Linked DNA regions of Homo sapiens: region 2 is linked to region 1. Evidence: chromatin contacts called from ENCODE Hi-C or POLR2A ChIA-PET data. All regions are on one chromosome and are shown on one strand. Each heading gives the region's core, a stretch centred on a gene start or an enhancer-like site at or near the end of the contact. The rest is flanking DNA. Distances are from core to core; before and after follow the strand shown. Region 1 has its middle 27 kb from the start of PDCD4-AS1. Region 2 has its middle 22 kb from the start of SMNDC1.

Region 1 (5,705 bases), core at 1,370-3,869:
TGAGGAAAGTTCCTGCTGAGCCTGTTGCTGTCTGCGCCCCACCCCCACCTCCTGTGGCCATGGTGGACCAAGCTCAGGCCTCCAGTTTCCAACCAGGAGGAGTAGGGAAACCTCCTTTTCTGCAACTGCTATCTATGCCCCAGATGGCCAAAGCAGTGAATGGGCCTAGACTGGTTCTGCTGCCCTAAGTACAGGATCCAGGATGCTTGGGGGTGCCCCTGGTGCCTAGTCCTAGCATGTTGTTCTATGTGGCACAACTCTAGAGAGGGCATCCACATTGTATCCTATAGGATGGCACCCCCTGGAGTTGTGCAATGCAGACACCCAGCCAGGGACACCCCCTTCCCTCGAGTTGCAGTTGTTCCCCCAAGCCTGGGTGTTCCCATTTGCTCTCTGATATCTCTGTGGGCCCTAGAGCCTGGTTCTGAGCCAGTCCACCAGGCTGGACCTCTGACACTCAGACCTACTCCCTGTACCACACCTATCCCCAGGGATCAACTCCAGACTGCCCCTGCCTGACTCTGCCACAGCCTAGACACTGGGATTCCTCCTCATAATGCCCTACTAGGTCAGGGCACTTGGATACTAACCTTGCTTTCTTTTCTTTGTTTGTTTGTTTGAGACAGGCTCTCACTCTATCACCCAGGCTGGAGGGCAGTGGCACGCGATCTCAGCTTGCTATAGCCTCTATTTCCTGGATCCAAGCCATCCTCCTGCTTCAGCCTCCCAAATAGCTGGGACTACAGGCATGTGCCACCACCTCTGGCTAACTTTTTTTTGTAGAGATAGGGTTTCACTATGTTGCCCAGGCTAGTTTCAAACTCCTGGGCTCAAGCAATCCACCCACCTCAGCCTCCCAAAATGTTGGGATTACAGGCATGAACCATCAAACCTGGCAACAGCAACTGTTAACTGCCCTCTTAGGCAGTGGTTGGACATCTGGGCTCAACCCTGTCAACTCCCCATTCTCTTTTCCCACAATGGCAGTCATATAAAGGTGCCTATCCTGAGTGAAATTCCAAGCATGTTGGAGCAGGATGGCCCCAGAGACCCCCAAGCCTCTGCTCTTCCTTTTACAAGCCAGAAAACAGGCCCAGAGAAGAGAGGTGACTTGTTTGAGGCAACACAGCTTATTGGTATAGGGCCAAGACTAGAATCCAGATCCCTTGAGTCTTGCTGGGGCTACTTGGAGAGTTTATGATATTTCGATTACATTATCGTGTGAATTTTCCAGGTCTGGTCCTAGCTGGACTTTGGCACTCAGCAAGGGACTCAAGAGAAATCATGGATTCTCATGCTTTGGGTGCATCAGCCGCACCTGGTGAGCTTGCTAAAAATGCATATTCCTGGCGCCCCCATGGAGATTCTGACTCATTAGGTCACGGGGAGGACCCAGGCATTTGCATCTTAGCAAGCCTGGGGGGTAATTCAATGCAGGTGCAGTCCACCGATGACACTTAGAGAAACACTGCCCTAGATGTCAACCAGGGACTTCCCCAGTAGCTCCTGGAATAGAAGCAGCATTTATTTTACTGGGTGGTAGGGCCATTGAAGGTAGGGGCACTTTAGTGTGAAAAAGGCTTGACAGTAGGAGGCAGAGAAAAGGAGACCAGCATGGCCATGGCAGAAGGGGCTGGTGGCAGCTGGTGGGTGGGGGAGGCGGCGAAGGATGGGGGTGGGAGCGTGTCACAGTCATCGAACTGGGTTTGGGAGCATGTGTTATGATTTTTAGTTGGGTTCGTACTTACTGTGCTCAGGCAAAAGTCAATTTTCCAATGCTGTCTTTATCTTTGTTAATGGCTGGAAGTGTTGTGGTTATTAAACAGCTCCTCGAGATCTGATGGAAGCCCTGCTGCTGAAGACAGAGAGCTGTGTGGAGTCAGCAATCCTTACTCAGAGGAGAAACAAGGAACAGGGCCACTGCCCAGGGCCGCGTTGCTGTCAGCGAGGAACTCTGGGGTCACACACACTTTCTCTCCCTCTTCCACAAGACACTACTGCTGTCAGCTCGGCCCTGCTGATTCCTGAGTCCCCCTGCATGGCACACTTAGTGTACTCCATAGGGGCACTGTCTCTTGGCCTCTTCACAACTGGAGAAGCAGGTACTGTTATTCTCCCCATTTCATAGATGGAAAATGAGGCTCCGAGAGACAAAGTGGTTTGTCAAGGGTCAGACGACCAGTAAGTGGCAGAGTTGGGATTCAAACCCAGGTCCACATGACTGTCAAACCACACTCTTAGCCACTATTCTCCACTGCCTACCTCCTGTTCCTGCCTCTCCCTAAAGCCTCTAGACTCTGGGTCTGCCCAGAGCTGCTTGGATAAATTAGAAAGTCTAATTTAGCAATACTGCAGTTACCTATGGCTGAATTCCTGATTGTTAAATTCCAGAAACTGATTTCTCCAGTACCTCTCCTCCCTGGAAAGTAAAGAAAGGCCTCCACCCACAGCACTATACCCAGAGAAATACTGTTTCTTCCTTCTTCTCACTTGGGAGAATATTCCAGGGGAGCTGAGTCTGAGGGCAAGAGAGGAAGGAGGGCCCCGGGGGCTGCTCAAGTTCCTCCTGTTTCAGGGAGGAGAAGAAAGAGAAGCAGCTTGCTTTCTGCTCTCAGGGGACTTGGGGACAAAGGGGAGTGATCAAAAGGGGATTTCCCACAGCCCCAAAATGCTAGCCGGATTGCACTTGTGACCTCTCCTTCCTGAGTGAAACTAGATTGTTGACTTGCCTGCCACCTGTTTCCAACATGGAGTAGAGATGTTGCACATACATGATGCCATGTGTCCAGATTAAGACAACAAAAAATTATAAACAAGGATTGAAGAAAGTTGGAGGCAGCAAATATATGGTCTGTAAGGGCTCATACAGCAAGAGATGTGACTAGAAGCCTCCTGGGAGCCAAGGCAGAAAGAAAAAAAAAAAAAACATGCTCTGTCCTTAGGCTGGAGAGAGCATTCCAGGTTATCTGGGGAGATTGTTCTACTTGACTCTATATTCTGGAATAATTCTCCTGAGGGACAGTACAGAGGTACTGAGAGGTGTTGGAAAAATCCTTAGGGAGCTCACAGCCCAACATTGGAGAAGAGCATAGTGGGAGCGGGGACACTGGGATGGCTTCTGGTCTGTGTGAACTGGTTCCTGATGTTGGGGCAACACCTCCCAGTGTCCGAAGGCCTGATCCTTGCTCACACCTGCCCAGCCACCTGAGAGTGAGTATGCTGGCTGGAGTTCATGAATTTTTGTTTGGGTTTATTTTCAAGCTCTGTTTTTCAAATTTCTCTGTTAAGTGGCTGAACTTCCAGGAACCAGTGTTCACAGGCCAAGGAGGAGGCCACCATCATCTCTACTACCTGAGTGCCCTGCCACACCCACCTGACAATAGAGAGCTCTAGGGTGGGGCCCCTGCTCTTTGGATTGTTGGGGGAAATAAACCTCTCCAGCATTTATTCTTTGGGGTTACCCCAAACGGATGACCACAGCCAGGAGGGAACAAAGCCTGACTGGGAAGTGCTGATTCTCTCTGGCAGTTTGGGAACTTCCCCTCAAACCTGTCTGATAAGGAGCGGCCTAGGGAGGAGGGGTGCAAAAGGTGTGCCCCGTTTGCCCGTGAGATCTCTCACCATCACTGTATGCAAGCCTAGGAAGAACAGAGCTTTCTGGCTCAGGGACAGATCTCCATGCTGGGAATCAGGACCTTGAGTTCCTGGGTCAAATCCACAATGAACTCATTCTGAGATGTAGGCAAATGTTTACCTTCTGTTGCTTCGGTTTTCCCATCTGTGCATTTGATGTGTGCCTTGTGCGTGCCAGAGGTTTTTGGGAAGAAAATAAGAGTGGAGACTTGCTGTCAATCACAAGGTGGGGGGTGGTCACTTCTCTACCTGAATCTCCCACATGGGCCTGTGGGGAGCTATGGTCCTTATTACCATCCTCCTGCCCCCAGCAGGGGAGCCTACCCATGAGGCAGGCTTGCTTGGGGTCGGCCAGCCTGGTCTCTGTGGTTTTTGTCTCCTGGGCTCCTCGTATGGCTTAGCTTGGCCCTCCACCGACCCTACTTAATCTTGCCTCCTCTCCACCCACCTTCTCACCCCCACAGCCTCCATTTGTGGTTCAGCTATGCTCAGTGCCTCGGGGGTTCCCAAATAGGCCCCTTCCAGCTCCTTGATTTTGTAAATGGTTTTCCCACTGCTAGGAATACCTTTTGGCCCTTTCTGTCTACCTGGAAACTACGACTTTTTTTTTTTAACATTCTACTTAGGTGTTGTCTTCTTTACGAAGCCTTCCTTGACTTCTCTGACCTCCCTGCAGGTATTGCTGGTCCCCCACTGTGTCCCAGAACACTTTGTACCCCTAGCCCAGACACACACACAAAGGCCCCTCTTTTTTTTTTTTCTTTTTTTTTTGAGGCGGAGTCTCACTCTGTCACCCAGGCTGGAGTGCAGTGGTGCCATCTTGGCTCACTGCAAGCTCCGCCTCCCGGGTTCACGCCATTCTCCTGCCTCAGCCTCCCGAGTAGCTGGGACCACAGGTGCCCGCCACCACGCCTGGCTAATTTTTTGTATTTTTAGTAGAGACGGGGTTTCACCATTTTAGCCAGGATGGTCTCGATCTCCTGATCTCGTGATCTGCCAGCCTTGGCCTCCCAAGAGGCCCCTCTTTTATAGCCCTTATCATGTTTCCTTGTTATCTGTTTATAGATTTGCCTCTGCAGTAGTCATTGAGTCTCCAAGGTCAAGAAGTGTATCCTGCTTCCCCTGTGCACACTGGTATCCCCACTACAGAGCAGATACCAGTGAATGTTAGTTGAAGGACTAAGTTATCTGTTGCTCACTTCTGGGACTTGCTGGAGCAACAGAGACCTGAGTCCTAAGTCTCTGCCCAGTCACACACTGCCCAGGTACCAACCCATGGTACCTCTGCCCAAGTACCATGAGGACTGGCACAGCTGGCTGGCTCTAGGAGCAGGGTGGGTCCTTGGAGCAGTGCCAGGGAGCACCCTACCCGCCCACCACCTTCCCTCCCCCTACCCATCCTTCCCTTCCCTGGTCCCCCTACCCCAGGGCTGGCAGTTGGCTCTGAAAGTGGATAACACAGCCCTGCTTATGTTGCCCAAAGCTTGGCCTTTTAACAGCTGGCTTCTTCTATAGCCACAGAGCCAGGGCTCCTGTGTAGGCTGCATCTCTGTGTCCCCAGGGGCATCTCCTCCCCAAACCTGTCTGTCCTCACTCTGCACCTCCACCTAGCCAGGCCCACCCAGTTCTCTAGGACCTTCCCAGGCAGAGCTGAGAACAAAGCAGGGTTTATGACAGTTCTGTCAACACTGGGTAGATGGCCTTGGTTCACCCTGCACTTTGCAAACCACGCCTGCCTGACTGCCTGCCTGATGCCCACACCTATTCAATGCCTCCAAAGACCCAAGGGCTGCAGGGAGGCTCCTGGCACCTTCCTCTCTTCATGTCTAAAAAGCACTGGGAGACTTGGGTCACTGAGTGGGAATTTCACAGCCCTGGAAGAGAGAGACCTTGGTCTAGATTGATTAGGCCAGCCAGATGATTAATAATTAAACTTGACCTGTTCCCAGACACACACATACCCTGCAGCCAGGAATTACCAGAGAGTAGGGGCTGAGAAGGAGGCTTTGAAGCTTGGCATGGGACCAGCTCTGAAAGCCCCCAGGGAACTAGGCCTCTTAGTCTCAGGGGTT
Region 2 (6,130 bases), core at 2,156-4,655, 520 kb before region 1:
TAAGCCACTCATTTGCCAAAACAAAGCCCAAATTTCTCCAAAATATTGTCTTTTGTTTGCAGTCATTTTCAGCTCATCAGCATTATTGATTTTATGTCCACTCTGAAGGGAAGGCCACAGAGTTGACACCCAGGAAAATGATTCTCACTCAACTTACAGACCAGCTTAAACCAGGAAAAATGGGACCTGCAGAAAGATCTGGCTGTCCCAGACAAATGGGCATGAGTCAGGTTTAGCTCTGTCAGGAGGCCTCTCTGCTGCTGCATCACTGCCACATCAGCTGCCCTCCCGCACATTCCTGCTCTTGCTCCTTGTCTTCTGGAGCTGGTTGAGCATAGGCCCAGGGACCTAGTGAGTCAGCTCACTATGCCAGTTCCCTCCTCTGTGACCTGGTGCTTTTCTTTCCATCCTTTCTTTCCTTTCTATCGTCCTCCCAGATGATAACATTTCTCTTATAAAGATTATATTATGACCATACTTGAAAGATTTGTACATGTTTTGTTTATTTTCATTGCCGGAGCTAATTACCACACTAGTGCTTTCTGTAGATATCTCTTGTCTATCCCAGAATTCTTATCCTGAGTCCACTTAATAGATAACATAGGTGGGAGTCCTGAGACCTGGGAGAGGCAATATTCCTCCAATGTCCAGCCCAAGCCATATACTGAACATCTGTTGCCAACTCTCTTTGTACCCCCAAGAAACTCCTTTCATATGAGGGAGACCCCTTCATGGTTTACTAAAAAGCAATTTAGAAGTAGCAGAAGTAGCATCAACAAAGGTAAGTCAAAGAAGGAAAATAAGTTGTCAAGAACAGTGAGCAGTGATAGAGCTCAAAAAAATCAGACCACATATTTCTTTTTTTTTTTTGAGATGGAGTTTCACTCTGGTTGCCCAGGCTGGAGTGCAATGGCGTGATCTTGGCTCACTGCAACTTTCGCCTCCTGGGTTAAGGTGATTCTCCTGCCTCAAACTTCTGGTAGCTGGGATTACAGGCATGTGCCACCATGCCCAGCTAATTTTGTATTTTTAGTAGAGACAGGGTTTCTCCATGTTGGTCAGGCTGGTCTTGAACTCCCATTGACCACATATTTCTATGCTTGGGGTGTATCCATCAAAGTGAGTGGGTGACACTTGTCCCAGCCCAACACTGAATGACTCACTTTCTGTGCTATCAGCAAACAACCAAGGCTCTGCCCGGTAGTTAACAAACTCACCGAAGGAAACGCTATTCTGAATCTGTCACTAATTGAATTTTTAAATGTAATCCAATTGCCAGCCAATTTACAAACTTCCTCTGTATTCTCCAGGTTGTTTCTAGCCTTCCTCCTAATCACTTTTGCAGCCTGGCTGGATTTGATCAGGTTTATCTTTGTTTGGTTTGAGAAGGAATTGAAATGCCTCCTTCTCTTAAGAAGATGATTGTATATCCCTTGCAGTTTGCTTAGGGCACAGAGGTGATCTCATAGGGTTTTTCCACTCGGTGTATTTGATTTTAAAAACATAAATATGTGAAAGCCCCAATGTTGCCTCTTAAAATCCCCTTTGTGCTCAAAGAGGAAGTTTGGTGAACAGTTTCAGCAAAGTATCAGGAATATCAGATAGCATTGATTCACCGAGTTCTGGAAACAAACCTCAGCTTCTCCAGTCATTGGCTCATGATAAGAAAACTTCCCTTCCCACAAACTAATATGACAAAAAAGAGAGATCAGATAAAGATGACACATGAATTTGACGAGTGTTCCATCTTTTTTTACCCCAGCTCATGCTGTGCCCTTCTGGCTACATCATTGCCCTTGCTTCTCTACACAAAAGTCTTCTTCATTCTCACTCTTGCCCAGTAACCTTCACCAACATTCTGTCCTGTGGGGAGCTCTTCCTCCCCTGAACAACTCTGGCTTGCATGTAAAAATCTCCTAACATACACACACAGTATAGACTTTCCAAGGCAGGGACTCTGCTGAATTCTTATTTGCACACCTGTGGGATAAGCTGCTTAGCTCACAGCCCTGGTGTGCAATGCAGGCTGGGCATCAGAACTACCCATATAGCTTTTAAGAACTACAAATGTCTAGGTTGGGTGCAGTGGCTCACTCTGTAATCCCAGTGGAGGCCAAGGTGGGAGGATTGCTTGAGCCCAGGAATTCAAAACCAGCCTAGACAACATAGTGAGACCCCATCTCTACAAAATAAAAAATTTAAAAATTAGCCAGGCATGGTGGCATGCACCTGTGGTCCCAGCTACTCGGGAGGCTGAGGTGGGAGGATTGCTTGAGCCCAGGAGTTTGAGGCTACAGTGAGCCATGTTCACATCACTGCACTCCAGCCTGGGTGACACAGTAAGACCCCAACTCAAACAGCAACAACAACAAATAAACTACAAATGTCCAGACCCCACTCCGGGCCTTCTGAATCAAGATCACTCCATAGGTGACTCTGACTTGCGGCTGAAATGAGAACCACTAGCTTACCATCATTGGAAGGATTAAACGAGTTAACATACAGACGGATATTTTTTAAACTATAGACTTTCATGACAAATGCTAGGTATGATTCGTAGTGAATGCTACAGTTGCCCTCCACCCCATCCAACCCTTCTAACTCCTCCTCCCTTTCTCAAAGTTTCTGTTCAGAGGGTCACTCCTCCTCCACGCAGCCCCGTGGCTTCAGGGAAGCTGACCCCGCCTTCAGTGTCAGGTGAGGGGCTGATTTGTCTGAGCCTAAATCCATGATTCAGGAGTGGGGATGTGACTGGCCATTGAGACCCAGAAGGACTGCTGGAGGCTTCTGGGAAGAGTTTCCCTCACTTTGGGAAGCTTTGCTCTCCTGTCATGATTCTAGTTGTTACTGACAGCCATTCTGGGACCTTTCTCTCTCTCTTTCCTCTCTCCTTTCCCCAGAGGTAACAGGGCTTAGGATAATGCTATGAAAACACCTTGGTCTTTGACGGTGGATGGAGCTACCCTGAGCTGATCTCAATTTGGATTTCCATTTCTGTGCACCAGGAAATGCCTCATGGTTTAAGGCAGCTCTGTTACTTGTGGCTGAAATATCCTCCTGGCTACATTTGCTTTTAATTCCTTCTCAAGTATCATCTGACACAATGCCCTCTTTAGTAAATGCTTCAATAAGTATTTGTTGAATGTATGAATGACTTCATCGTCATTGAGTGCCTAGACTTGCTGGGTACTGGAGATACAGTAGCAACTAAAAGAAGTCCCTTTCCTTATGGATTTTATATTCTGGTGGGAATAAAACTGCACTTGTGGGTCAGGTTAGCAGCTTCTCTAGAGAAATAAACTTTATGTTTCTAGTTGTACAAACAGATGGTTCAACCCACATTAGGGGTTAGAATGGTAACATTTGTGCTAAAGAATCACTGCTTAGGAATTCACCTGACCACCAGAGTGACTTTCTGCAGCTAAAGAAAAAGGAAATGACAAGAAGAATCATGAAGAATACTTTGTCCCTAAGTTTATGACTCAGAGGAAAAACTACAGGGCTCTTGTTCCCAGATCTCAACACCAGAGCATGAGACAGGTCCTCGATTGCAGAAGACAAAGTGAGGAGTAACAATCTGAAAGATTCAGGATAACTCGATTTTAACAAATGAATGAAACTGGAAGAAGGGGAAACTGACGACCTGCTGAATGTTAATATTTGAGTCAGTGCAAGGTATCACGAGAGGTAGGGATCAGCTCATCTCTAGGTCTTCTGTCTGCAAGAAAGCAGGCAAAGGGAGGATGCTTCCAACTTACAGATTGTCTAGTGCAGCTTAAACTGAGGGACAGCCTTTCTTCTTTATTTTTGTATAGGATAGCCTCTTTTTCAAGATTGCCTTAGATGTATTCTTTGCACAAATGTTGGGATGATCCCATAACTTCTCCGGGGAAGTCAATGCTAGCTAGGGTGGCTACATTCACCACTCAGATTAAGGAAAGAGTCACCTGGCAAGTAAAATGACCGAAATGAAGAAATGTTTGGGGCAGCAACAGGCCTGGTGATTCAGCTGGGCTGGCCAGAGAGCAAATTCCAAGGGGTAGGATAGGAGGGGAAGCAGTCCAGCAACCTGAGGTAAGGGCCAAATTCAGGAAGATTAGTGATAACGCAAGGCAAAGGTAAACACGCTAGACCTGGAAGATGAGGGCTTCATAGAGCAGGGCTCAGGAACTTTAAGCCTGGACACTTGGGGAGCAAGAGGTAAGGACTTTGACCCTAAGATCCTGAGGTTAGGTCCCAGTAATAAAACTCAGCACCAGCTGACAGAAAGGACAATGACAAAGGGTGTACCCTTCAAGGGTAGGAGGAGTCCTACAGGCTTTGTGAGATATGGCACACAGTCAGTGCTGTGTAAATGTTAAAAGGGTGAATGAAGTCACTAGGCTGGGCTGTACGATGGCAGCAATCAGACTGTTTTTCATCCTTAAGCTCTAAAACTACTGGTTCTTCTGGAACTGGCAAAATTTTCAGTAAGATGCTTTAGTTCCCCAAAACAGATAATTGAGATAGTTTTTGTTTTGTTTTTGCCCAACCTGCTTCTATTCCCCTGGAGATAGCATTGCAGTTTTCTTTGGGGGACTGCGCCTCCTCTGCCTTCAAACCATGCAGCTCAGGTAATGCCCTGTTTACTAAATGCTTCAGTAAGCATTTATTGAATGAATGAAAAAATTCGGCCAGGCATGGTGGCTCACGCCTGTAATCCCAGCACTTTGGGAGGCCGAGGTGGGCAGATCACGAGGTCAGGAGATGGAGACCATCCTGGCTAACACGGTGAAATCCCGTCTCTACTAAAAATACAAAAAATTAGTCGGGCATGGTGGCGGGCGCCTGTAGTTCCAGCTACTCGGGAGGCTGAGGCAGAATGGCATGAACCCGGGAGGTGGAGCTTGCAGTGAGCCGAGATCACGCCACTGCACTCCAGCCTGGGCTACAGAGCGAGACTCCATCCCCCCTCCAAAAAAAAAAATTCATTGTCATTGAATGCCTAGACTTACCGAGTACTGGAGATAAAGTAGTAACTAAACCAAGTCCTTGTCCTTATGGATTTTATATTCTGGTGGGAATAAAACTGCACTTGTGGGTCAGGTTAGCAGCTTCTCTAGAGAAATAAGCTTTATGTTTCTAGTTGTACAAATAGATCGGTTCAACCAACAAAAGTGGTTCAAATGGGAACCCTTGTGCCAAAGGATCACTGCCAACCATGCTCTCCTATCTAGGAGTGGGCAAGTGGCTTGGCTAATTAGCATATTCCATTCCTCTATACACTGTGATTAGTTCGGGGATGGGCACATGATCTACGTTGTTCCAATGGAAGTTAATTCTGAGACTTTTGCTAGAACTACTGAGAAGGGGCCAGTTTTTCTCTGCTGAGGTTGCCGAGCTATACAATGTAGAATGTAAACCCAGGGTTGGCAGGAGTCACTGCATGGAGCTGGCCTGGCAGCAGATGGAACCAACTCAGAAAAAAGCATAGCTCGGGAAGTAGGGGATAGATTGAAAGACAATAATTCTGGTGACATAATTTGAGTTTCTGGTACCAGCTGTGCCTGAAGAGAGGCCTACCACTGGTCTTCTCTATGACTATTGCTTAAGCCAGCCTGAATTGGGTTTCCATTACTAACAACTTGGTGTCCTGAAATGATAAACAATGGAGACTGTATGATAAGTAACTGCTTTCCCATCTTGTCAGAGCTGATGAACTCCAGGCCAGGCGCAGTGGCTCACACCTGTAATCCCAGCACTTTGGGAGGCCAAGGTGGGTAGATTACTTGAGACCAGGAGGAGTTTGAGACCAGCCTGGCCAACATGGTGAAACCCCGTCTCTACTAGAAATACAAAAATTAGCCAGGTGTGGTGGTGCATGCCTGTAATCCCAGCTACTTGGGAGGCTGAGGCACGAAAATTGCTTGAACCCAGGAGGCGGAGCTTGCAGTGAGCTGAGATTGCGCCACTGCACTCCAGCCTGGGTGACAGAGAGAGACTCCATCTTAAAAAAAAAAAAAAAAAAGAGTTGAGGAAATCCAGCCAATCAACTAATACTTATGTAGTGATTTCTGTTGCCAGATATTGTTCTAAGTACTGGGGATACAGCTATAAACAGAAGTCCTTGCCCTCAAAGAGCTTACATTCC

What was found. Hi-C counts contacts between places; a loop is a spot of excess contacts on that map. ChIA-PET counts read pairs that join two places held with the same protein, here RNA polymerase II (POLR2A). Pooled maps may share reads with other maps.
Region 2: a loop to region 1 is called in a pooled map, with 2.4 times the contacts of the local background. The contact joins two enhancer-like sites. A Hi-C loop is called at or near these places in 2 of 50 pooled maps. POLR2A ChIA-PET finds 5 or more read pairs at or near these places in 2 of 52 experiments (A673 and activated B cell).

What each region holds. Positions count from the first base shown.
Region 1 is chr10:110,840,577-110,846,281 of GRCh38, forward strand. No RefSeq gene overlaps it. Among named protein-coding and RNA genes, the nearest start is that of PDCD4-AS1, 27 kb to the right of the region's middle. RefSeq lists enhancers at 1,982-2,051, 2,122-2,201, 2,332-2,391, 2,462-2,531, 2,542-2,601 and 3 more. Within about 2 kb of position 2,620, at least 10 of the 41 ENCODE cell types and tissues checked have a DNase peak (open chromatin) inside an H3K27ac peak, as active enhancers do.
Region 2 is chr10:110,323,431-110,329,560 of GRCh38, forward strand. No RefSeq gene overlaps it. Among named protein-coding and RNA genes, the nearest start is that of SMNDC1, 22 kb to the left of the region's middle. RefSeq lists an enhancer at 1,779-1,938. Within about 2 kb of position 3,406, at least 3 of the 41 ENCODE cell types and tissues checked have a DNase peak (open chromatin) inside an H3K27ac peak, as active enhancers do.